Regions from separate parts of the Homo sapiens genome. Here all the other regions are linked to region 1. Evidence: chromatin contacts called from ENCODE Hi-C or POLR2A ChIA-PET data. All regions are on one chromosome and are shown on one strand. Each heading gives the region's core, a stretch centred on a gene start or an enhancer-like site at or near the end of the contact. The rest is flanking DNA. Distances are from core to core; before and after follow the strand shown.

Evidence for each region. A loop is a pair of places that touch in the nucleus more often than their neighbours do. ChIA-PET counts read pairs that join two places held with the same protein, here RNA polymerase II (POLR2A). Pooled maps may share reads with other maps.
Region 2: a loop to region 1 is called in a pooled map of ovary, with 4 times the contacts of the local background. The contact joins two enhancer-like sites. A Hi-C loop is called at or near these places in 1 of 168 maps with a recorded cell type or tissue (Right ventricle myocardium inferior) and 7 of 50 pooled maps. POLR2A ChIA-PET finds 5 or more read pairs at or near these places in 3 of 52 experiments (A673, CD4-positive, alpha-beta T cell and PC-9).
Region 3: a map of CD14-positive monocyte shows a loop between it and region 1 (2.6-fold over the local background). The contact joins the promoter of DSN1 here to the enhancer-like site in region 1. A Hi-C loop is called at or near these places in 11 of 168 maps with a recorded cell type or tissue (B cell, CD14-positive monocyte, CD4-positive, alpha-beta T cell and 4 more), 17 of 37 single-sample maps with no recorded cell type and 24 of 50 pooled maps. POLR2A ChIA-PET finds 5 or more read pairs at or near these places in 3 of 52 experiments (BJ, PC-3 and naive thymus-derived CD4-positive, alpha-beta T cell).
Region 4: a loop to region 1 is called in a map of CD8-positive, alpha-beta T cell, with 7 times the contacts of the local background. The contact joins the promoter of NDRG3 here to the enhancer-like site in region 1. A Hi-C loop is called at or near these places in 11 of 168 maps with a recorded cell type or tissue (B cell, CD4-positive, alpha-beta T cell, CD8-positive, alpha-beta T cell and 7 more), 14 of 37 single-sample maps with no recorded cell type and 22 of 50 pooled maps. POLR2A ChIA-PET finds 5 or more read pairs at or near these places in 5 of 52 experiments (OCI-LY7, Panc1, T-cell and 2 more).

The regions. Positions count from the first base shown.
Region 1 is chr20:36,462,993-36,469,080 of GRCh38, forward strand. The region is part of intron 7 of DLGAP4 (DLG associated protein 4); the gene reads left to right. Among named protein-coding and RNA genes, the nearest start is that of MYL9, 75 kb to the right of the region's middle. RefSeq lists enhancers at 1,016-1,942, 1,943-2,868, 2,444-2,623, 4,643-4,692 and a silencer at 2,514-2,808. Within about 2 kb of position 2,164, at least 25 of the 41 ENCODE cell types and tissues checked have a DNase peak (open chromatin) inside an H3K27ac peak, as active enhancers do; they include CD14-positive monocyte, CD4-positive, alpha-beta T cell, CD8-positive, alpha-beta T cell and 6 more, where a contact is called at or near this core.
Region 2 is chr20:36,927,141-36,933,228 of GRCh38, forward strand. It overlaps SAMHD1 (SAM and HD domain containing deoxynucleoside triphosphate triphosphohydrolase 1), which reads right to left. Exons shown (of 16, transcript NM_015474.4): 5 at 3,620-3,735; 6 at 42-112. Among named protein-coding and RNA genes, the nearest start is that of SAMHD1, 22 kb to the right of the region's middle. Within about 2 kb of position 3,676, at least 5 of the 41 ENCODE cell types and tissues checked have a DNase peak (open chromatin) inside an H3K27ac peak, as active enhancers do; they include CD4-positive, alpha-beta T cell, where a contact is called at or near this core.
Region 3 is chr20:36,770,694-36,776,781 of GRCh38, forward strand. It overlaps DSN1 (DSN1 component of MIS12 kinetochore complex), which reads right to left and starts at 3,070. Exons shown (of 11, transcript NM_001145315.2): 1 at 2,969-3,070; 2 at 732-780; 3 at 180-500. The coding sequence starts at 765. LOC124904894 (a long non-coding RNA gene) reads left to right here and starts at 4,442. Exons shown (of 2, transcript XR_007067574.1): 1 at 4,442-4,525. RefSeq lists a silencer at 153-318 and enhancers at 2,829-3,374, 2,996-3,055, 3,186-3,325, 3,336-3,415, 3,375-3,921.
Region 4 is chr20:36,742,367-36,748,454 of GRCh38, forward strand. It overlaps NDRG3 (NDRG family member 3), which reads right to left and starts at 3,724. Exons shown (of 16, transcript NM_032013.4): 1 at 3,679-3,724. RefSeq lists enhancers at 3,187-4,153, 3,878-3,977 and silencers at 3,348-3,537, 3,568-3,767.

The sequences.
Region 1 (6,088 bases), core at 914-3,413:
GAAATTTTGCAGGGGGGTGGGGGTGGGGTCAGCCTCCTAGGCAGCTAGGCTGTGGGGTTCATGGCCAGAACTTTGCAGAACACCAGAGTGGGCAAGTGAACAAAGGTCTGTGCTGCCTGGATCTTGCTGAGATTCGATTCAGGATGAGCAGGGAGAGGACTTCTTAATCTGACCACCCTGAGGATTGACTTTGGTAGTCTAACCTCTGGGGCCTTGGTTCTGCCAGCTTCAAGGTGTTGTAACCTTGAGCGAGACCCTTGTCCTCTCTGTCAGTTTCCCTATCTGTAAAAAGTGGATAATTGTGCTGGCCTCACACTGTTGTCATGATGATCAAATGAAACATCTGTAGACACGCTTTGTGAACTGTCAGCCTGTCTTTAAACAGCCCCATCGAGGGAGAGGAGCTTGCCCAAGGGTAAACAGCTGGCTGGCTCCTGCCAGAGCTGGGACAGGGATCCAGGACTAGGACATTACAGTCCAGGGCTCTTTAACCTCCTCCCCACTACCTGGTTATTCGAGAATGCACCTGCCCTTCCAATAGAGCAGGGAGACGGCTGTTTCTTAATTCAGGCCCCAATCCTGCTTGTTCTTTGTTAGTCCGTTTGTAAAGATAGATGGGCGTGCCCATCGGGATGTCTGTGCAGGGGGACAGTTGGATTTTCCATGTTCCATCCCATTGTTGTTTAAGGGTGGGCCCTGCTTGGACAGTGGCACTTGGAATAAAGTCACTTTGTAGTTGTGAGCCTTGGCTGCTTTTCCTGCTTCCCCTGTAGAGTAGGGGAACAAAGACCTCAGCCGAGAGAGGTTCTGCAGAGAGCTGGGGTTTGCTGTCAAGGAGCTTAGGATGTCCTAGAACTTTGGTGCAGGGAATGAGATCAGCTGTTCAAGCGCCTTGTCTTACAGATGAAGAGATGAGGCCCAGAAGGGCCAGGGACCCACAGAGGTTTGAGCCAGGACTTCTGGGTCCTGTTCCATGGCACTGCCTTTGAAGAAGTCACTGTCATGCTGTTATCACCTGCCCCTGGTGTATAATGACAATCTCTAACATCCTTTGACCTTTTTACTGTGTACGCTGTGCTTGGTGCTTTACTTCAGCTACTTGCAGTGGAAAAGAAGAAGGGCTTGGTGCCTGGCCTGGAAGTGAGGGGTGCAGGATCCCAGTTCCCACATCTCACCCACTTTTAGGGATGTCACTTTCCTTTGGGCTTCAGCTTCCTAATCCATAAAATGGGAATAACATTCCTTATCCTAAGACTGATTCTGAAATCATGGAATCCCTCAAGAATTGTGTGAGCAGCGGCTCACTCCTGTAATCCTAGCACTTTGGGAGGCCAAGGCAGGCAGGTCGCTTGAGCTCAGGAGTTCAAGACCAGCTTGGGCAACAAGACAAAACCCTGTTGCTCCAAAAAATACAAAAATTAGCTGGGTGTGGTGGCATGCGCTTGTATTCCCAGCTACTTGGAGGAGGCTGAGGCAGGAGGACAGCTTGAATCCAGAAGGTCAGGAGGTCGAGACTGCAGTGAGCTGAGATCATGCCACTGCACTCCAGCCTGGGTAACAAAATGAGACCCTGTCGACCGGGCGCGCTGGCTCACGCCTGTAATCCCAACACTTTGGGAGGCCGAGGCGGGCAGATCACTGGAGGTCAGGGGTTCGACATCAGCCTGGCCAACATGGTGAAACCCCGTCTCTACTGAAAATACAAAAATTAGCTGGGTGTGGTGGCACACGCCTGTAATCCCAGCTACTTGGGAGGCTGACGCAGGAGAATCATTTGAACCTGGGAAGCGGAGGTTGCAGTGAGCTGAGATTGCACCATTGCACTCCAGCATGGGTGACAAAAGCAAAACTCTGTCTCAAAAAAAAAAAAAGAAGAAACTGTTCCAGAGAGTAGAAACTCTGGGTTTCAGAACCACAAACGCCTGGTTTTAATCAGTCTCCATCATTCACTGCGTTTGTAATCTTGGGCAAATTATTTCTTTGAGCTTCAGTTTTCTTATCTGGACTCAAGATCTGTACTACAGGATTATGATGAGGATTAAATGAGATTATGTATTTTTTTTTAAATCTGGTGCACAGTAGGCACTTAATAAATGTGAACTTTCCCTTCCCAAAAACATCTGGGTGACTTTTCTCTTTGTAGGAACTAGACAGCCCAGTTCCCCCCCCATCCCCCCCACCCCCGCATGCCCTGTGGTTGGGGTTTAGATAACTAGGAAAGCACCTGTGGCTATTCTAATAGTAATAGGAGTGATCTTCTCATCTCTCCCAGGCTGTGTGAGGCATTGTGTAATCAGCCAGGCTCTTTCCCGACCATTGTTCTCCACCAACAGGCCTGGAAGTCGGAAGCCAGTGGAGTTCTCCCTGTTTCACAGGTGAATGAAAAATAGGGGGCCCAGAGAGAGACAAGGACCTGCTCAGGGGCCCACAGCCACAGCAGTGACAGGCAAACTTGTAGCCCAGGCCTCTTCTCCACAGCCCGCAGCGTTTCTCCAGGTTTATGGCTTCTGCCTGATAGCCTACCCCTCAGGCCGCCTTCCCTGGGTCTGTTCCCATCTGTTCTGGGAGGAGGGTTTTCTTGACATTTCCCCAGTCTCTGAGCTCATCTTGAATTTAAAAGGAGGCTATCTGGAGGCTGGGTGGGGACTGAGTCACCACCTCCCGTGGCTTTCTCATCCTGAGCAGCAACCAGACACACCCAGAGGGCCACTGCTGGAGACCTGCAGATTGTAAATGCCACACAGGCTTTCTTCCCAGAAGCTCAGATGGGCTCTTGCGGGAAGGCTGTCATCGTGGTTCTGTATGTATTTCTTCCTTCCCCTAGCCACTTTGAGAAGTTGTTGCCTGTCCTTTCCCGCTTCAGCCTTTATTAATGCTGTCCTCTTCCCCTATAGTGCCCTCTCTTCCCCTAGAGGCCCACACTGTCAAATGCCACCTCCCCCAGGAAGTTTGTCCTTGCTGGCTCTGGAGTCCCAGCAGGACTCCTGAGGATGCTTACGGCATGACCTTGGCAGGTCACGCCACCTTTCTGTGCCTCAGTTTTCTCATATATAAAATTTGGGTTTCTTGTCTTTATAAAGCTCCATCCCTAGACACTCTCATTTGGCAGGTCTTGGGGCAGGAATCACATGCCCCTAGGTTTTTAAACCAGCTCTCTAGAGGATGCTGGTGCTGAGAGCCTGTCGGCTGCAACCTGGGAAAAGCTGAACTGAGAGGACCCTGGTTTGCATGACAGCCTAGCTTGTTGCTGTGTGACCTTGGATTAGTCAGCTTTCTGTACCTCCGTTTTCCTCCCTATCAGATTGGGATGGAAATGAGAACTCGTGTAGTAACAGCCCCTCAATAAATGGCAGTCATCACCATCATCAGCTTTGTTTTGTGTGGGGATTGGTGGTTTTCAGAAGCAAGTCACCTTTCCCCTACTTGGTCCTGGCAGCAGGCACTGTCAAGTCAGACTGGGCCAGGGTGCAGGCTGTGGAATTGAACACCTGAGCAGGAATGAAGTCTAGTCCTTACAGGAATGTAATGAGGTTGATGAGGTGTGTGGTGTAAATCTCTCTCGGGTTCCCAGATTTCCCAGACCTGACTGTGGCTGCCTTTCCTCACTCAACCTGTGCTGGAATCAGCTGTGTTAACAGACAGACCCACCCATTCTTAGAAACCAAGGCTACCTTAAAGAGAAATACAAGCCACATTCTAGAGCTAAAACATGGCTGTTCCACAGCATGGAGGCAGGCCCAGGGACGGGTAGGGATGCCTAGGATCCCAGAGCAAGACTAGAGCCACATCTCTGCCTCCCTCCCCCGGGCTCCCTCGTCTCTGTACATCACTGGCCTGGAGCCCTGAGGTCTGGTTTGGCCAGTGAACAGTTTCCTCATGGGATAGGAGCAAGAGAAGTGGTCCCAAGTGGTCAAAGCGAGTCTCTCGCTCTTGCTCTCTCTCTCTCTCTCTCTGTCTCTCTCTCTCTCTCTCTGTCTCTCTCCTCTCTCTCTCTCTCTGTCTCTGTCTCTCTCTCTCTCTCTCTCCTCTCTCTCTCTCTCTCTCTCTCTCTCTCTCTCTCTCTCTCTCTCTCCCCCCCCCTTCTCTCGGCCCTGCCTTCCTAGCCCTGGGCCAGGCTCTGAGAGGATGGGGATTAATAGACAGACAAGGCGTCTCTGCCCTGAGGAACTTATGGTCTGACAAGAAGACAAGCCTACAATTATGAGAGACTGTGTGACACTCTGTAATTAAGCGTCTGCTGAGGAAAAGCATTGTCTGAGAAGGAAGAAGTGAGCATGAGCCAGAGGAAACAAGAGCCCTTTGAGGGGAGCTGGATTTGCAGAGGCAGAGGGTGGTGCCGACATTCCAGGGAGGTGGGTGCAGAGGGCATGGCTGGATGATAAGTGTGCATTTAGGGAAACAGCAGTATGCTAGTTTTGCTGAGGCATCAGGGCTCTGGCTGGAAAATCTGGGTGGAGCCAGGAGGTTGTAGGCAGTGTTAAACAGCTGAAAAGCAGAGGCACTGGGGAGGCATGGAAGGTTTTAGAGCAGAGGTAGCACAACTGGAAGACTTTCCAGAGGATGAATCAGGCTGGGTAAATTGGAATGAATAAAAATCACAACAGGGAGGAGGCTTTGCAGGCATCCAGATGACACAAGAGGGTGAGGTTTGGGTGGGGCCCATGGGAGTGGGAAGAGCCAATTGGGGTAGCAGAGGATGCTGTGCTCCCTTAGGAAAGCTTGGCCAGCGCTCTGATGGGCCAGAAGGGAAAATGTTGGGTGTTGCTGGTTTGGGGCAGGAAGTAGCAGTCTGAGCACATTTCTTGTACACCTGCTGTTTGCCTGGCTCTGCGCCAGGGGCTCCACAAGGGCGCTCATGAAATCTGTACAATAAGCCAGAGGCAGATGGACTTCCCATCCCTGTTTTGCAGATAAGGAAAAGGTAGCTCAGGCCCAAGGCCAACTGTCTCCAAACCGTGTCTCTTCCCACAGCTCAGCTCTGCTTCTTGGAAAGGGAACTCCTGCTTTTAGGGTCCCAAGGGGCTGAGCCTTCTTTCCCTTTAATTAGGAGCAAGCACATTTATCCTAAAAGCCCACAAATCTTGCTTTCTAAGGATCCTGAAGGTCAGGGTGCCAGTTTAGAATTCCTTAAAGGTGGAAGAGTCAGAGGAGCTAGGGACCCTCACACAAGCAGTTTTACACACTGGACTGTGAGAAGGTTCCGGAGTTGTGCTGTGTATATGTCCAGTCTGATAGTAGGCATGTCCACCACTGGGTCTGTTGGAATTCTCAGCCAGCCCCCACCAGAGAGGGGCCCAGCCAACGCAATCAGTCACCCACAAAGGCGGGAAGGGACTTGTCTCCAAGGTGCCTTGCACAGGAGAGCCAAGTGACGGAGGCTAGGACTCATTTCTCAGGCTGCAGCCAGGAATCCCCAGTGGGCAGAGGGAAAGGGAAGGGGACTAGTGCTTACACAGTGGCTACCATGGGAGGCAGCAGTGGTTGGTCCCAGTGTACAGCCAGGAAATTGATGGCTTGGCCGAGGCCTCCCAGCCAATCATTCTCTCTGTGTGCAGCCCACACTCCTCTGAACACAAACTTGGTCATGAGGCAGAGCAACCACATGGCAGGCACAGCCTCCAGGTGCCCCTCACCCTGCTGGTCCCTTGCCTCCAGCAAACACCCAGCATCTGTATGCCAGTTTGCTTTGGCAGATACTCTGAGCCCAGTGGTATGCAGGGTACAATTGTAACTGTAACCGTGTTCGTCATACCAAAATCTGGACAAAGGTTTTGAGAGATTTTTTGCTCCTTTGGAACAGAGGTGGCCTGAGAAATGCTATTTGGACTTTGGAACAGTGGACTAGAGTGACCTATGCTGTCCCTTTCCATTGTAGTAATTCATTTGATGACCATCTGGAGCCAGTTGCTTTCTCGTAAATTTGCTCATTCTCCCGTATATTCATTCTTTTTGTTTTGTTTCAGCACGTTGGTTCTGGATCTTTAATATTTGTTTAGTTTGTTTTGATTTGCAGAGCACTTTCATACACATTATCTCAGTAGATCTTTATCCAACTTTGGAAAGTATTACTATTCTTATCATCCTTGTT
Region 2 (6,088 bases), core at 2,426-4,925, 470 kb after region 1:
AGTCTTTCTTTTTATTGACTATTGACTGTATGAATACATACCGTCCATTTCACCTCCGGGCGAGCAAGTGGAATAAATCGTCCATCAAACATGTGAGAAAATGGCCCATGACCTTAAAAACAAAAGCAGCCTTAGAACAAGAAAAACATCTGTAAACCAACAAAAACTTTTTCCTTTTTTTTTTTTTTTTTTTTGAGACGGAGTTTCGCTCTTGTTGCCCAGGCTGGAGTGTAGTGGTACAATCTTGGCTCAACACAATCTCCGCCCCCTGGGTTCAAGCGATTCTCCTGCCTCAGGCTACCGAGTAGCTGGGATTACAGGCGTGTGCAACCACATCCAGCTAATTTTGTATTTTTAGTAGAGATGGAGTTTCTCTACGTTGGTCAGGCTGGTCTCGAACTCCCGACCTCAGGTGATCCGCCCGTCTCAGCCTCCCAAAGTGCTGGGATTACAGGCGTGAGCCACCACACTCAGCCAAACTGAATTCTTTAATCTTTTTAGTTTAACTTGAATAGCAAAAGAAATTAATAATCTAAAAATACAATCACAAAAAGGGACAAACCCTTTCTTCCTATTTCTAAAACAGGAGAACAGGAAGCAGAAACATGGAAAAGTAAGCTCTCCATCGAGCAGTCTCCAGTCACCAGGTTTTACATAAATCTGATAAAAGGGCAGTTTTTGTTGTTTTTTGAAGAGACAGAGTCTTGCTATGTTGTTCAGGCTGGAGTGCAGTGGCTATTCACAAGCATGATCATTATGCACTGCAGCCTTGGACTCCTGACCTCAAGTCATCCTCCTGCCTCAGCCACCTGAATAGCTGGGACTACAAGCATGCACCACCACACAGGGCTTGATAAATGGACAATTCTGTGTAACTAAAAAGAATGTTAATGCCAAAAACTTTTTGAAATCTTCAGATTGAAAATATCTGGATTAAAATAGCAGTTTCAAGAAAATCCACTAGGGCCAGGTGTGGTGGCTCATGCCTGTAATCCCAGCACTTTGGGAGGCTGAGGTGGGTGGATCACTTTGAGTCAGGAGTTCGAGACCAGCCCGGCCAACATGGTAAAAACCCTGTCTCTACTAAAAATACAAAAAATTAGCCGGGCTTGGTGGCGGGCACCTGTAGTCCCAGCTACTCGGGAGGCTGAGACAGGAGAATGGCGTGAACCTGGGAAGCGGAGCTTGCAGTGAGCCAAGATCACACCACTACACCCCAGCCTGGGTGACAGAGCAAGACTCCATCTCAAAAGAAAAAAAAAGGGGCTGGGCGCGGTGGCTCATGCCTGTAATCCCAGCACTTTGGGAGGCCGAGGCGGGTAGATCACGAGGTCAGGAGTTCAAGACAAGCCTGGCTAAGATGGTGAAACCCTGTTTCTACTAAAAATACAAAAATTAGGCGGGTGTGGTGGCAGGCGCCTGTAATACTACCTACTCAGGAGGCTGAGGCAGGAGAATCGCTTGAACCCGGGAGGCGGAGGTTGCAGTGAGCCGAGATTGCGCCACTGCACTCCAGCCTGGGCAACAGAGCGAGATTCTGTCTCGGGAAAAAAAAAAAAGAAAATCCACTGGGGTGCAGGAAGAAAAAATTAGAATTTCTCTTATAACTCTCAAGCTTAAAAAAATCTATCTTTGGCCGGGTGTGGTGGCTCATGCCTGTAATCTCAGCACTTTGGGAGGCTGAGGCGGGTGGATCACCTGAGGTCAGGAGTTTGAGACCAGCCTGACCAATATGGTGAAACCTCATCTCTACTAAAACTATAATAATTAGCTGGGCATGGTGGCATGTGCCTGTAGTCCCAGCTACTTGGGAGGCTGAGGCAGGAGAATGGCTTGAACCTGGGAGGTGGAGGTTGTGGTGAGCCAAGATCGTACCATTGCACTCCAGCCTGGGCAACAGAGCGAGACTCCATCTGAAAAAAAAAAAAAAAGAAGTGAGCCACTTAACTGGAGAGGGAAGTCTACCTAGACTAGCCTTGGCCCTGCTTTGCAAGTCACAGGCTACACATAAAGGCTCGCTAATGCAGTGCTCAGGCTCCTGGGGACTGGCAAAGGTTTCCCAATGATTCTCCCTCAAAATACCAAGAATCCATCAAATTTATCATCTAGGGGCTGGTATTGGTTCTTTGTAAGTCTCCGGGGGACATAAAAAGAGTGCCTACTTGCTTTAAGTATCTGGCTATCCAAACAGTGGCATGCACCTCCCTTCCCCTGCCCTGAGGGTACACACAAACTCTCAGAGTCCCTGAATAAGTAGGAATAAACTATAAGGATAGAGGTAAAAACCCCCATGATTTAAAAGGAACAGTCCCGGCCCAACGTGGTGACTTATGCCTGTATTCCCAACACTTTGGGAGGCCAAGGGAGGTGAATCACTTGAGGTCAGGAGTTCGAGACCAGTTTCAACAACATGATGAAACTGCATCTCTACTAAAAATAGAAAAAAATTAGCCAGGCGCTACTCGGGAGGCTGAGGCAGAAGAATCACTTGAACCCAGGAGGCGGAGGTTGCAGTGAGCCAAGATAGTGCCAACTGCACTCCAATCTGTGTGACAGAGCAAGACTCCATCTCAAAAATAAAAAAATAAATGGGACAGTCCCCTTTCTCTTTGTCACAGGAAAAGGATTATATTCTTTTGCTTGGATTAAAGTGGCCTAAGACCTCACATGGATCAGAAAAGACAAGGAGTTCTCTAAATGTGTTAATCCACTTGGGCAGATTAGAGATTATAAATATGAAAAAAAATGGATTTCACCAAATAACCGAAGGAAAAATGGTGATTTTATTTGATAAGAAGGACAAGGCCAGGCGCGGTGGCTTACACCTGTAATCCCAGCTCTCAGGGAGGAGAGGCGGGAGGATAGCTTGAGCCTAGGAGTTCGAGACCTGCCTGGGCAATATAGCGAGATCCTGTTCTCCACAAAAAGGAAGAAAAAAAAAGACCAAAAAAAAAAAAAAAAATAAGCATAAGAAGGATAAAAGAAAAATAAAATTCACATATCATCCTAAAAGCAGTAGTAAGAAAAACTCACTAGCAAAAAGCCCTTTCATATAACCTGTAGTAAACATGATGGCCGGGCACGGTGGCTCATGCCTGTAATCCCAGCACTTTGGGAGGCTGAGGCTGGTGGATCACCTGAGGTCAGGAGTTCGAGACCAGCCTGGCCAACATGGTGAAACCCCGTCTCTGCTAAAAATACAAAAATTAGCTGGATATGGTGGTGCATGCCTGTAATCCCAGCTACTCGGGAGGCTGAGGCACGAGAATTGCTTGAAACCAGGAAGCGGAGGTTGCAGTGAACCGATAATGAGCCACTCACTCCAGCGTGGGCAACAGAGCAAAACTCTGTCTCAAAAAAAAAACAACAACAAAAAAACCACTTTAGCAAAGATGTTTAACATGAGAAATTCACTGAAAGTTGCCAAGAAAATAAAATAGCAATGTTTTCTACTTATGAATCATTCTAGGAAGAAGCAACAGTACATTTATACTAACATCAACTGAAGAATTAAAATACAATTTCCATATTCTCTTGGTTGATCTGATTTTTTAACGTCAAAGAGAGGTAACATATGTTATGATTTTACATAACAACTTTGTCTCTTTGTACAGCTTACCGAGATCATGACAAAGTCCAGCAATCTGAACACAGAGAACATCTCGTTCACTTATCTGCAGCTCTGGTTGTTTTTCACCCAGTGCGTGAACTAGACATCCTGCTAGATACCCCACCCTGCAGAGCAAAAACACAAAAAGTCACTTTTCTGTTTGCAAGAGGAGTGATAGTTCTGGTCCTCAAGAACTTCAGTATGTTTCCTTAAACATTCTAACATACCTTTAGGGCAACTTTACTGAACAGTATATTTCAGAACTAGGCAGGAACACACACAAACGGAATCCCAAAAGCAGGACCTCTGGCTCAATATCACCAATCATTAGAGGAATGCACATCAAAACCACAGTGAGATACCACTTCACACCCCTTAGGATAGCTACTATTAAAAAAAGAAAACCAGAAAATAACAAGTGTTGGACATGATGTGAAGAAGTTGGAAGCCTGTGCACTGTTAGTGGGGATGTATTATGGTGTAGCTGCCATGGAAAACAGTATGGGTGCTCCACAAAAATTAAAAACGGAATTACCACAGTGATTTAGCAATTTCACTTCTGGGTATACACCCACAATAACGAAAGTAGGTCTTGAAAAGATTGGCTGGGCTCAGGGGCTCACGCCTGTAATCCCAGCACTTTGGGAGGCTGAGGCGGGCAGATCACTTGAGGTCAGGGGTTCGAGACCAGCCTGGCCAACATGTTGAAGCCCCATCTCTACTAAAAAATACAAAAATTAGCTCAGCATGGTGGCAGGTACCTGTAATCCCAGCTATTTGGGAGGCTGAGGCAGGAGAATTGCTTGAACCCAAGAGGTACAGGTTGCAGTGAGCCGAGATCTTGCCATTGCACTCCAGCCTGGGCAACAGAGCAAGATTCCGTCCCCACCACCCTCCCCCCAAAAAAAGAAAGAGAATATATTTGTACAGACATGTTCATAGCAGCACTACTCAAAATAGCCAAGAGGTAAAAGCAACAGGTATCCATCAACAAATGAATGTATAAACAAAATGTGGTAGATACATATGATAAAATATTATTCAACCTTAAAAAGGAAATAAAAAATAATTTAAAAATAAAAAATAAAAAATAAAAAAGGAAAGAAATACTGACACATGCTACAACATAGATGAACTTTGAGGAAATTATGCTAAGTGAAATAAGCCAGTGACAAAAAGACAAATATTATATGATTTCACTAAGATGAGGTACCTAGAGTAGCCAAATTCATAAACAAAAAAAAGAGGGCCGGGTGCGGTGGCTTATGCCTGTAATCCCAGCACTTTGGGAGGCTGAGGTGGGCAGATCACCTGAGGTCGGGAGTTCAAGAACAGCCTGGCCAATGTGGTGAAACTCCATCTCTACTAAAAATACAAAATTAGCTGGGCGTGGTGGCAGGTGCCAGCTACTTGGAAGGCTGTAATCCCAGCTACTTGGAAGGCTGAGGCAGCTACTTGGAAGGCTGCTTGGAAGGCTGTAATCCCAGCTACTTGGAAGGCTGAGGCAGGAGAATCACTTGAACCGAGGAGGCGGAGGTTGTGGTGAGCCGAGATTGCGCCATTGCACTCCAGCCTGGGCAACAAGAGCGAAACTCCGTCTCCAAAAAAAAAAAAAAAAAAAAAGTAGAATGGTAGTTACTAGGGGGTTGCGGGGGGTTGCGGGGGGAGACATGAAGAGTTGTTTAATACGTATACAGTTTCGTGTTTTTTTTTTTTTTTTTTTGAGATGGAGTCTCGCTGTGTTGCCCAGGCTGGAGTGCACTGGCCTGATCTCAGCTCACTGCAACCTCAGGAGTAGCTGGGATTACAGGTACACTCCACCATGCCCGGCTGGTTTTGTATTTTTAGTAGAGACGGGGTTTCGCCATGTTGCCCAGGCTGATCTTGAACTCCTGACCTCAGGTGATCCACTGGCCTCAGCCTCCCAAAGTGCTGGGATTCCAGGTGTGAGCCACTGCACCCGGCAAGTTTGGTTTTGTAAGATGATAAGAGTTTTGGCAAGTTTGGTTTTGTAAGATGATAAGAGTTTTGGCAAGTTTGGTTTTGTAAGATGATAAGAGTTTTGGCAATCGATTGGTTGCACAATGTGAATGCATTTAACCCTACTAAACTGTACACTTAAAAAACACTTAAGACTATGTATTTTCTATTCTGTGTATTTTACCACAGTTTTTTTTTAAAGTAGGAATATCTGGCTTTGTAATGTTTACAACATAATTGGAGATGAAGTACTTAAATGCACTTCCAGCACTTCCATCTGAGCCATTCCTAAATTCTTTTCCCCTGAACTCTGAGCTACATGAGGACAGAGGCGATTGTTATCTTTTTGTGGTTTGGTAGGGCTTAGTAAGGTTCGATAAATATTTGTTGATGAATGAACATTTGAGTATAGACACATGTTGTGCCTAACTAAAAATGCTTCTACACAAACAGAAAACCAAAGTAATATACTGTGAGTACTTCATGAAAATCTCAAAG
Region 3 (6,088 bases), core at 1,820-4,319, 310 kb after region 1:
TAAAAAGAAATAGCAGTAATACTGAACATTTACTAGGTGTTTGACATCAGTACTTATAAAGTAGCAAGTCATGTCTATTCTCCCACACTTTCTGCCATACCTCACTGCCTCTTATCTGAGCTGGAACCTGTCTCTTATCTGAGCTGGAACCTCACTGTCTTGTGTACACAGCACCCCACCTGTGATGCCCTGGTGAATGGGATGCAGCGACTTCCGCCGGTTCGTTTCTTTCATACTTGCTCGCCGCCAGGATTGCCTCCTGTCTTGATAACTGGCAGATTGTTCTTGAGGAGACAAATGAAGGGACTTCGACTGAAGTCTTTCCTGGTGGCTGAGATCACAATTTCCCCCTTTTTTAGGGCTAGAGCCAAGGTGAATTCTTTCCTCTGAAACGCCTTGATTCATCTCCAGGGAGGCAGATGTTTTAGCAAACACTTCCACAGGACTGAGACTTGATTCCAATTGATGATCATGAGTCTTAGACATCACTGGTCCTTTTTCTAGTATTTGTTATAAAAAAGTCAAAATACAAGATCAAGCCCGCCACAACTATTTGTGCAAAAAAGTGGAAAAAGTAAATGTATGCCCCTAGATCGTGGAAACATAAAGAAAGCATCTCTGCAAATAATGAGTATGTGATTCCAAATCTACCAGGAGCCAGGAAAGATTTGGGTATAGCTCAGAAGCCTGAACCCAAGGTAAGAGGTACTGAATTTCACTACAATACTTACCATCTATGATCTCTGATCTAGTCACTGAAGTCATCCTAGGTGGTAAACTCTGAAAATAGGAAAATGGAAGTGATCTGTTCTTCACGTTTCACTGCAGTCTCAATGGGGCTTTACAGCCCCAGAATAAATAGGCCGTGTGCTTTCCAGCCTCTCTGAGCTACCCTTATCCACCTCCCTGACAGAGAATATCAGCAGGGGCCATCACCTCCTCTTCTGAATTTCTATACACTTTATTGCTAGAAATATTCAAATCTCCCTGAACACATACCCTACCTTACTTCCCAGTTACTTTGTGTTTAACTAGTCCCTAATTCCATTGATGACATTATGGTCTACCTGGTCTTCCAAACTAGAAAAACCACATCATCCATTACTTCTTATTCTTAGTTCTCCAGATCCAAAGTCCTAACTGTTTTATAAACAGTCTCTAAATCTTTTCTCCATTCTCACTGTTACTAGTTTATTTATTATTTTGAGACAGGGTCTTGCTCTGTTGCCCAGGCTGGAGTACAGTAGCACAATCTTGGCTCACTGCAACCTCCTCCTCCCCAGTTCAGGTGATTCTCCTGCCTCAGCCTCCTGAGTAGCTGGGATTACAGGAATGCACCACCATACCTGGCTAATTTTTGCATTTTTAGTAGAGATGGGGTTTCCCCATGTTGGCCAGGCTGGTCTCAAACTCCTGGCCTCAAGTGATCCACCAGCCTAGGCCTCCCAAAGTCTGGGATTACAGGCGTGAGCCACCACGCCCAGCCTCACTGTTACTAGTTTAGTTCAGGTCTCATAATTTCTGGTCCCTCCCACTATCTTAATAGTCTCTCCACTAGTTTTTCTACCTCCAACGGCCCGTCTCCAGTCTATTCTTTGTTTTTGTTTTTTTTTGAGGTGGAATCTCACTCTGTCGCCAAGGCTGGAGTGCAGTGGCGCAGTCTCGGCTCACTGCAACTTTCACCTCCCAGGTTCAAGCAATTCTCCTGCCTCAGCTTCCTGAGTAGCTGGGATTACAGGTGCCTGCCACCACACCTGGCTAATTTTTGTATTTTTAGTAGCGATGGGGTTTCCCCATATTGGCCAGGCTGGTCTCGAACTCTTGACCTCAGGTGATCCGCCCGGCCTCAGCCTCCCAAAGTGCTGGGATTACAGGCCTGAGCCACCACACCCGGCCCAGTCTATTCTTCAGACAGTTGCCGGGACTTTTCCAAAGTGTAGTCAACACCTCAGGTAAACTAGTCCCAATTTACCCATTCCTGCTCTCTCCTCCCAGTCCTATTCCCTGTACTACTTCTGAATCTTTGCACATATCTGTCCTTCTACCTGTTAAACTTATTCATCCTTCCCAACCTGGCTCAAATATGAAGCTTTCACATCACTTATCTTTGGCAGAGTTGGTGGTTATGCCCCTTGGCCTTCGTAGCATTGGCTATAAAATCTGTTTACATGTCTGTCTCCCCAGCCAGGCTGTATTTGTATTCCTAGTGACTGTCAGGAACAACTGCCTGGAAGGCAGGGATGTCACCTAGGCATCTCTTCATCGTCCCCTCCCTCCCAGCAGAAATCTGTCTGTGGGGGGTGCTAAGTAAAAAGATATGAATATATGCAGAGGGACAAAAAGGAAAAGATAACAAGGAGGGCTCGGTCAAGGATCTGAATCCCCCACGGTCCTTATGACAATATCACACAAATCCAGGCTTGGATAATAACGACTGTATCACACAGATCCAGGCTTAGAAAAGCAACAACTGTCAACTGTTAAACGCTTATTCTGTGCTAGGACCTGTGCTATGTAAGCGCTTTACTTGCATCGTTATTCCACTTAATCCCTTCCACAACTCCGTAAGCACCATTAACTCCACTTTGCAGACAGGGGAACTGAGGTTCAGAGGGGCAAAAAGCCTGGCCCAAGCTTGTGACACAGCCAGCCTGGGGGCACAGGGGCAATTCGAACCCCAGCCCTCTACCCAGTCCTCACCCCTGTTTCTGGAGCCTAGACCCCTGGCACGGCAGATACGTCTCTAATGGGGTCGGTAAGGGGGACTGCCCTCGGGTTTCATTTCACCCGGGAGGAGGTCGCAGCGCCCTCGGGGACCCCCAGTGTCCACGGTCGGGGCCGGGGCTGCGGCGGGTCGAGCTGGGCCGACGGGTACGACGCCGAAGAGATTAGTGCGGCGGCGGGCGGGGCCACATCAGAGGACAAGTCTGTGACTTCCTGACGCCCGTCCAGTCCGGAACCTCCGTACCTGAAACACAAGGCCACGGGTCGCTCTCCACAGCCCCAGGTCACTCCTGGACGCCTTGCGCACCCGCAGCCGATACTCCCTGATCAGGGTGAAGCGGTCTCCACCTTCTACGTCACGGTCACCGCCTCCGAAACTCCCGCCAACCAAGGGCGCATGCGCGGCCGTCAGTTTCTCGGGCACGCGCGCGCAGAACGCCTGCCTCCGGCGATGCACATGCGTACACCGCCGCCCGACGCGCATGCGTACACCGCCGTCCAACGCTCCTGCCAGCTCCGCTCCTCTAGTCCAAGTCCTTTAGGTCCTGTCTGGCCACGTCACCACCTCCCCGCAACACCCCGCCCGGGAGTCCCTTTCCGGGACCCGCCACACTATCGTGTCCTTTTGCGCCCGACGGCCCCAGAGCCCATCTAAGATGGGGGAAACAGAGGCCCGGAGAGATTCTTGCCGGAGGAATACAGCGCCTCAAAGGGCATCTGATGCCCTGTCCCCGTCGCTAGGCTCTGGTTCCCACTCCCTTTATCTCCTTAACTCCCAAAATGTGGACCGTGACTCTCCCCAGGGTGGACTGGAGCTCTGAGCTCAGTTTGCCTCACAGTCTATCCCACTCCTGCTCTAGGACTTTTTCTCTCTCATTTCCAGGCCACTCCCTCAAACGGCTTGCTTTACTTGCTTGGTGGGTGGGGGCCTGCCCTCGGGTTTCATTTCACCCGGGAGGAGGTCGCAGCGCCCCCAAGTGGTCGCAGTGTCCTTAGTCGGGGTCGGGGGGTGCGGCAGGTCGGGCTGGTCCTTAGGGGTAGGACGGGGACAGGGCATCAGATGCCCTTTGAGGCGCTATATTCCCAGGCGCTGTTCCCTCTGCCTGGGAAGGCTTTCCCTGCTTTTCCTAGCTACATCCTCCAATTTTTTTGTATTTTGAGACGGAGTCTCGCTCTGTCGCCCAGGCTAGAGTGCAGTGGCGCGATCTCGGCTCCCGGCAACCTCCGCCTCCCGGGTTCGGGTTCAAGCGATTCTCCTGCCTCAGCCTCCCGAGTAGCTGGGATTACAGGCGCCCACCACCACGCCTGGCTAATTTTTGTATTTTTAGTAGAGACGGCCACTAAAAATGTTGGCCAGGCTGGTCGCGAACTCCTGACCTCAAGTGATCCACCCACTTCGGCCTCCCAAAGAGCTGGGATTACAGGCATGAGCCACTGCGCCCGGCCACATCCTCGAATTTTAAGCCTCAGCTAAGGAATGATTGATTTCTCTCCAAGCATTCTCTCTGGCCTTAGGCTGAAAACCAACTGTCCTTTCTGTGCTCCCAGGAGCCCAATCTGTTCCTGCTCCACTATCCCATGCTGGTCTAGGAGGCTCCAGAGAGCGGGCTGCTTCCTCAGCACCCAGCACGACGCCACCAAAATGTCCCCTTGGATGTGCACAGTCCTTTCTTTCACAGAAAAACTTCCAAATATTGAATTATAAGCAGCCCACAGTCCAAAAGAGGGGTTGGAGAGAGGCAGCTGGAGCTGACCGTGGTCATCCTTCCATAGCAGTTGTGGTCCTTGGAAAAGTTTTCTGGTGGGAGACAAAAATCTGCCTTCCTGAAATTTCCACCCTGTGGTTCCAGCCTGCTGGCTGCAGCAGCCATTCTGAAAGCAGAGATTTGCCCTTGGCTCCCTGAATATCACTTTCTGGGGTTGAGAGGTACCCAGTTCCTTTTATGCTTGCCTGCCTCTTAAACTCCTCTCTGTCAACGTGCCAGGAAGAGAACTCAGTGTTCCTTCCCAGCTAGGGCTGGCCATCCTGGGGCACAATGAGAAAATGATTTCATGGAATACAGACCCAATACATCTTCTACATCGTTTCCCTGCTTTGAATTGTTGCATGGCTCCCTCCTGTCCACAGGAGGCACACATTTTTTTCCCCTATAAGGCACTGTGTCATTAGGCTGGGTGTGGTGGCTCACGCCTCTAATCCCAGCAGTTTGGGAGGCTGAGGCCTGCGGATCAGTTGAGGTCAGGAGTTTGAGACCAGCCTGGCCAACATAGCAAAACCCTGTCTCTACTAAAAATACAAAAATTAGCCAGGTGTGGTGGTATGCACCTATAATCCCTGTTACTTGAGAGGCTGAAGCAGGAGAATCACTTGAACCTGGGAGGCCAGGAGAATCACTTGAACCTGGGAGGCCAGGGCTGCGGTGAGCTAAGAACATGCCACTGTACTCCAGTCTGGGCAACAGAGCAAGATTTCATCTCAAAAAAAAAAAAAAAAAAGAAAAAAGAAAAGAAAAGGAAAAAGAAAAAAGGCACTGTGTGATCTGACCCAGCCTCTTCTTTCAGTTCCCCAGTTCTGCTCTGCTCTCTTTCTACGAGGCTTTCACACATGGTATTCCCTCTCCCTGGAACCACTTCCCCTCAGTCCCGTGCCTACAACACACCACCATGGCCTTCATCTGGTCAACATCTCAATCTTAGGTGTCATTCAGATGTCCTTTCCTCTGTGAAGCCTTTCTTGTTTCCTCTGGGCTGGCTGAGCACCCTGGGCTCCCCCTGCCATTAACATTTGATTTCATATCTTCCAGGCCCATCCATTGTATCCTCAATACCTAGCACATGCCTGGCTGTTATTAGCCCCTCATAGAAGAGATCTATGAAGTATCATGTAGCCAGCTTCTAAGATGGCCCCCAATGACCCCTGGTTCCTGGTGTTCATGCCCTCGTGTTGTCCCCTCCCATGCTGAAGAATGCTAGTCTATATAACCAATTAGATATTGCAGACATTATAGACATTATAGTCTGTGGCTTTTTTTTTTTTTTTTGAGACGGAGTTTTGCTCTTGTTGCCCAGGCTGGAGTGCAATGGCGCGATCTTGGTTCACAGCAACCTCTGCCTCCTGAGTTCAAGCGATTCTCCTGCCTCAGCCTCCCGAGTAGCTGGGATTACATGCATGCACCACCACACCCAGCTAACTGTGTATTTTTAGTAGAGATGGGGTTTCTCTATGTTGGTCAGGCTGATCTCCAACTCCCGACCTCAGGTGATCTGCCCGCCTCGGCCTCCCAAAGTGCTGGGATTACAGGCATGAGCCACCGCGCCTGGCCTAGTCTGTGAGTTTCAAGGCTTAGCTATAAAAGACATTGTG
Region 4 (6,088 bases), core at 2,474-4,973, 280 kb after region 1:
TGGCTAAAAAGTCTGGAATTTCAAGTTGTAGCCAGTTCTGCGACCTTGGACAAGTTCAATTCTCAAGGTGCCCCCCGCCACCTTTCTTTCTTAATAGTGCTTGAAAATAGCACACAAAAACTTAGCTAGCTTGATTATGGATATTTACCAGGTTTCAGGGCTTTCTTTGGTAAATGAATTTTTAAAAATCACAGTGCTAAGTGAGAAGGATGGACTTAATGACTCGATGCTCCATTTCATCCTGAATAACATACAATTTTATGAAACACCCCATGTAGGAATATCTTATTCCATTATAGTCTAATATTGCTTTGCTTGTAACATTAATATGGGAATGTTTAGACTTGATTTTAGTACAGTTAAAGACAATGTTTCCCAATTAGCTAGTAAGTTCTCTCAACAGGAACCTGTTTGATTCAACTGTGAATCTTCCACCATATCAGGCGCCATACATCCATGCCTTACCCATAGTCAATATATTTACAGAAAATTATTTGGAAAAACTCTTTAAGAACCTTCATTTAAATAAAGAATCTATGCACATATCTGCTGCCTCCCAAAGGACCTTTTTGAATATTTATTATTATAAATACCATGTAATGATATACAGTAAAAATTGTGATTACTTTGATACAACCAGGGGCAATCAGCCACAGAGGGCAAAAGAATGTAAAAATGGATTTCTCATGCATTGAGGGACAGACTAAAGGGGTATAAGCCTCAGACTATCCTACTGCAACATGCAAATGAAAAGTACCCTGTACATCGAAATAGCATATACCAACTCCACTGTAAACAGGCATTTTTCCCTGCTCAGAAGTAACAATTTAGAATAAAACAAAAGCAGCCGGGCTCGGAGGCTCACGCCTGTAATCCCACCACTTTGGGAGGCAGAGGCAGGCGGATCACCTGAGGTCAGGAATTCAAGACCAGCTTGGCCAACATGGTGAAAATCCGTCTCCACTAAAAATACAAAAAATAGCTGGGCATGGTGGCGGGCGCCTGTAATTCCAGCTACTTGGGTGGCTGAGGCAGGAAAATCGCTTGAACCCAGGATGCGGAGGTTGCAGTGAGCCGAGATTGCGCCACTGCACTCCAGCCTGGGCAACAAGAGCGAAACTCCGTCTCAAAAAATAATAATAATAATAATAAAACAAAAGCAGCTCGGCCTGGCTTGGTGGCTCACGCCTGTAATCCCAGCACTATGGGAGGCCGAGGCAGGCGGATCACGAGGTCAGGAAATCGAGACCATCCTGGCTAACACGGTGAAACCCTGTCTCTACTAAAAAAATACAAAAAAAATTAGCTGGGGGTGGTGGCGAGCACCTGTAGTCCCAGCTGCTCAGGAGGCTGAGGCAGGAGAATGGCGTGAATCTGGGAGGCGGAGCTTGCAGTGAGCCGAGATGGCGCCACTGTACTCCAGCCTGGGCAACAGAGCGAGACTCCGTCTCAAAAAACAAACAAAAACAAACAAAAAACAAACAAAAAACAAAAGCAGCTCAATCGTGAGTGCACGTTCAAGTAACATAAACAAGCTTTTTTTTTTTTTTTTTTTTTGAGACGGAGCTCTGTTGCCCAGGCTGGAGTGCAGTGGCGCGATCTCGGCTCACTGCAAGCTCCAGCTCCCGGGTTCACGCCATTCTCCTGCCTCAGCCTCCCGAGTAGCTGGGACTACAGGCGCCCACCACCACACGCGGCTAATTTTCTGTTATTTTTTAGTACAGACGGGGTTTCCCCGTATTAGCCAGGATGGTCTCCATCTCCCGAACTCGTGATCCACCCACCTCGGCCTCCCAAAGTGCTGGGATTACAGGCGTGAGCCGCAGCGCCCGGTCCATAAACAGGCTTTTTGATGCAAGACTCTTATCTGCAAGTTTTCAAAAACAACAGGGTGGATGGAGGCCTTTGAGTGGTAAATGGTGATGACAAGTTTAATCTGAAGGAAGAGACAAGCAAAGAGAAACTGAAGGGCAGGAAGGAGGAACAGAAGGGCACCAGAAGAACACCACGCTTTGAGTAATGAAAAGGGGGGGTGGAAATTAACTGAGTCCTTACCAAGGATCTACTGTGAGCCAGGCATCTGGAGCTGCAAAGATGGACCATGCCCTCAAGGGGCTAGAAGTCCGCAGGGTAAGACTGAGGCTAAGACCCTGTTTTGTGAACGTGTAATTCTAATTGGGAAAATCAAGCAGGGAAGGCTTCACAGAGAAGGTGGTGATTTAGTGGAGCCTTTGAAATGTGGAGGAGGATTTGCTAAGGGAGAAAAACGACAGTTTGAGCTAGTTATTTTGGGGGAGAAACATTCACATATTTTTATAGCTGTTCATTTGGAACTTTAAATCATGGGAGGCTTCTTAAATTCAGCACCACTCTATCAATGTTCTCTTTCTCTTCTTGCTTTATCTTAAATACTGAAATGTTCAAGCCCAACCTTGGGGCAAAGGCAGAAAGCCTCGGACAGAAAGCCCCGGAATGAGGTGAGTGCTAGCCAAATCTGCTCTGTCACCTCCAAGTCCAGCCCGCCCAGCTAGCCCAGTCAGCCCAGTCCTGCTCTCTTGGCAGGAAAGGAAGGCTAATAATATCCCCTGAGGGCCAGGGTAAGGGGGGGGGGGGGCGCGGCGGGGGTGATCTGGATGCCAGCAGGCAAGGATCACTCTTGTTCTGTCAGTAAGCCACCAAAGGAAAGCTTCCCTGCTTCCTAATCCACGGGGCTCCTAGTCTACCTGTGATAGGGAGGCCAGCTCTGCAGGAAGAAAAAAAGGGCTTCATGACAAGGAAGGGGGAAGCATTTGGATTGGGAAGTGCAGAGGTGGTTATGCGAGGTTATCTTAATAAAATGCTTAGCAAGATCCCTGGCACACAGCGAGCGGTGGAAGAACGTTAGCTCTTATATTAATAACACTATTATTATTACAGTAACACCTCAATTGTACTCCGACAACAAGAAAATCTTTTTTGTGCAGCCTACTTTTACGACGTTCGAGAGCAACTTCAGAGATGACAAGTGATTTCAAAATTTTTTCAAAGGTACGAGATCAAATTCCAACCGCACTGGCCTGAGAGCCCGAGACCCTGAGTTGAGAGCTGACCCTGCCACTTGTCAGCTGCGTGACCTTGGGCATGGCACTTCACCTTTCCGTGCCTCAGTTTCCTCGGCTGTTAAGTGGGGCTAAGAAGCCTCTCCCCGGTAGGGTAGTCGTAGGGTCCCGTTAGAGGATGCCCTCTGCTGCTCTGGGGCCGGACGGGTGCAAGGGCTGCTCACGGCCCCTCTTCCAAGCATCTGGGCTCTTGGAGCGGGCGAGGTAGATGGATGAGCAACCCCAAGGCCCACCAAGCTCTGCCGCCTGCAGAGCCAGAGCGAGAGAAGGGTTCGCGCCTGCGGGGGGCGTCCCTGTGACCCAGGGTGTTGAGCCCGGAGGGAGGCTCTCTTGCTACCCACACGCTGTCGCCGGCGGGCTGGGCGCGGGGAGCGGCCGAGGAAAGCCGGGCTGACCTGGGTCCGGCGGGCGGGCGGGGCGGGGCAGAGGGCCCCGGGGGCACGGGGGAGGCAAGCAGCACGGGCCACCAGGGCCTCGCCGTGCCGCGGAGATGATGCGGGGAAGGAGCAGGGCAAAGGAGCGACGCCCCCGAATGCGGCGCCGCGCGCCCCCCGCGGGCCGGGCGGAGGCGCTCACTCACCTGAGGCGCGGGCACCCGCCGTCAGTGCAGCAGCAGCGGCGGCGGCGGCGGCGGCGGCGGCGGCGGCGGCGGCGGCGAGAGGGGCGGGGGAGGTGCTGCGGTCCGCGCAGGCGCGCCGAGGACGCCAGGGCGGCGCATGAGTGCTGTGCCCGTCCACCTCGGGAACTACCGAGAAGATGGTGGCTGAGCCAGGAGAGGCCGGCGGCGCCATCTTTGATGTAGTTTTTCTTGCTGCGGAGTTTCCTCAGAGAAGAATCTCAGATTTTGGAGGCGCTGGGCGGCAGGGCCATTGAGCTCTGCGTCTGGAGCGCTTCCCTCAGTTCCCTGAGTCGCATCCTTATGAAGCCCCTAAGAGCTCTTGCAGGGTATGGCATCCTCCTTTTAAGGTGACCTAGAGCCATACCCAAGGTCACAGGGCGCCTAGCACAGTGCTCGGCACGTGGAAAGAGCTTAGTAAATTTTTGGTGAATGAACATAGTAATTTAAGAACTAGAGTCCAAGACTCAGGGCTCCGAATTACCAGTCCTCCATTGTATCACCCCTATTACAACCGTCAGCCAAATCATCTACTTTCTTGAATGCAACATTAGAGATGGAATTTTTTTTCCCAGAATGATTGCAGATATTAAACTTAATGACCCAACAATTTAACACCAAAATGTACAGGACACACTCTTCCTCTATTTATTATCTATTATTTCTTTACCATTAAGTACCACTGACTAAAAGTTTTTTTGTTTTGTTTTGTTTTGTTTTTTGAGACGGAGTCTCACTCTGTCGCCAGGCTGGAGTGCACTAGCGCGATCTCGGCTCACTGCAACCTCTGCCTCCTGGGTTCAAGCGATTCTCCTGCCTCAGCCTCCCGAGTAGCTGGCACTGTAGGCGTGTGCCACCGGGCCTGGCTAATTTTTCTATTATTAGTAGAGACGGGTTTTCACCGTGTTGGCCAGGATGGTCTCGATCTCTTGACCTCGTCATCTGCCCGCCTCGGCCTCCCAAAGTGCTGGGATTACAGGTGTGTGAGCCACCACGCCCTTTTAACCCGAGCCAGTGTCGCCATCTCGGCTCAGGTTCCCAAGTCCCTCAGCCTCCCAAGTAGCTGGGACTAGAGGCGGGCGCCACCATGCCTGGGTAATTTTTGTATTTTTTTTTTTTTAGTAGAGATGGGGTTTCACCATGTTGGCCAAGCTGGTCTCAAACTCCTGACCTCAAGCAATCCGCCTGCTTCTGCGTCCCAAAGTGCTGGGATTACAGGTGTGAGCCACCACGCCCGGCCACTAAAAGCATATTCTTTTAATTAAGGCAAACTGAACAAATGAATATTACCAAACATCTCAGAGGGCAGCAATAATATTGTTATTCATCAAGCACAATTCTTGAACTGAATTTAGTTGGAAGGAAAACTAACATTAATTGAGCACAGCCATTTATTTTATGGTTTATGTTCGTTAACATTTACTGAATTCAAATTAGTTCTAGTTCACCATCCACTATTTATCCCTATGTCCTTGGTTAGACAATTAAGTCTCTCCACACCTCTCCATGCCCGAATTCCTCATCTATGTCACACACCCAGAAATAGAAGTTACAAGGTTGTGGCAAAGACTGAATGATAATATGCATGTAAAATGCTTAGAGCTCAGTAAGTATTATTTTTCTTTGTTCTATCGTATTTTACTGTTGAAGACACAAAACATACTTCTTGAGTTTGAAGAAATCCTTATAAGCAAAAAATGCAATACAATGTAATAAATAAAAAGGGGGAGGGTATAATCATCTTTAGAGAGATAATCTGTCCCCATTTTACAGATGAGGAAATTGAGGATAAAATGAAAATTCATGGCCGGGCGCAGTGGCTCACGCCTGTAATCCCAGAACTTTGGGAGGCTGAGGCGGGCAGATCATGAGGTCAGGAAATCGAGACCATCCTGGCTAACAAGGTGAAACCCCGTCTCTACTAAAAATACAAAAATTAGCTGGGCGTAGTGGCGGGTGCCTGTAATCCCAGCTACTCGGGAGGCTGAGGCAGGAGAATGGTGTGAACCCGGGAGGCAGAGCTTGCAGTGAGCCGAGATTGCGCTGCTGCACTCCAGCTTGGGCAACAGAGCGAGACTCCGTCTCAAAAAAAAAAAAGAAAAAGGAAAATTCACTCCAACTCTCTCCATTGTACTACTTTGTTTATGAAAGAGTAGGCAATTAAGAGCATTTCTCTGATTCTTGAGATACAGATAGAGATAGATATAGACGAGGGTCTCACCATGTTGCTCAGGCTGGTCTAGAACTCTTGGACTCAAGCAATCCTCCTGCCTAGGCCTCCCAAAGTTCTGGGATTATAGGCATGAGCCACTGTGTCCCGCTCTGCTCTGATTCTTAAATGTTGGATTTCCATGAGACCATCCAAACTTTCCCT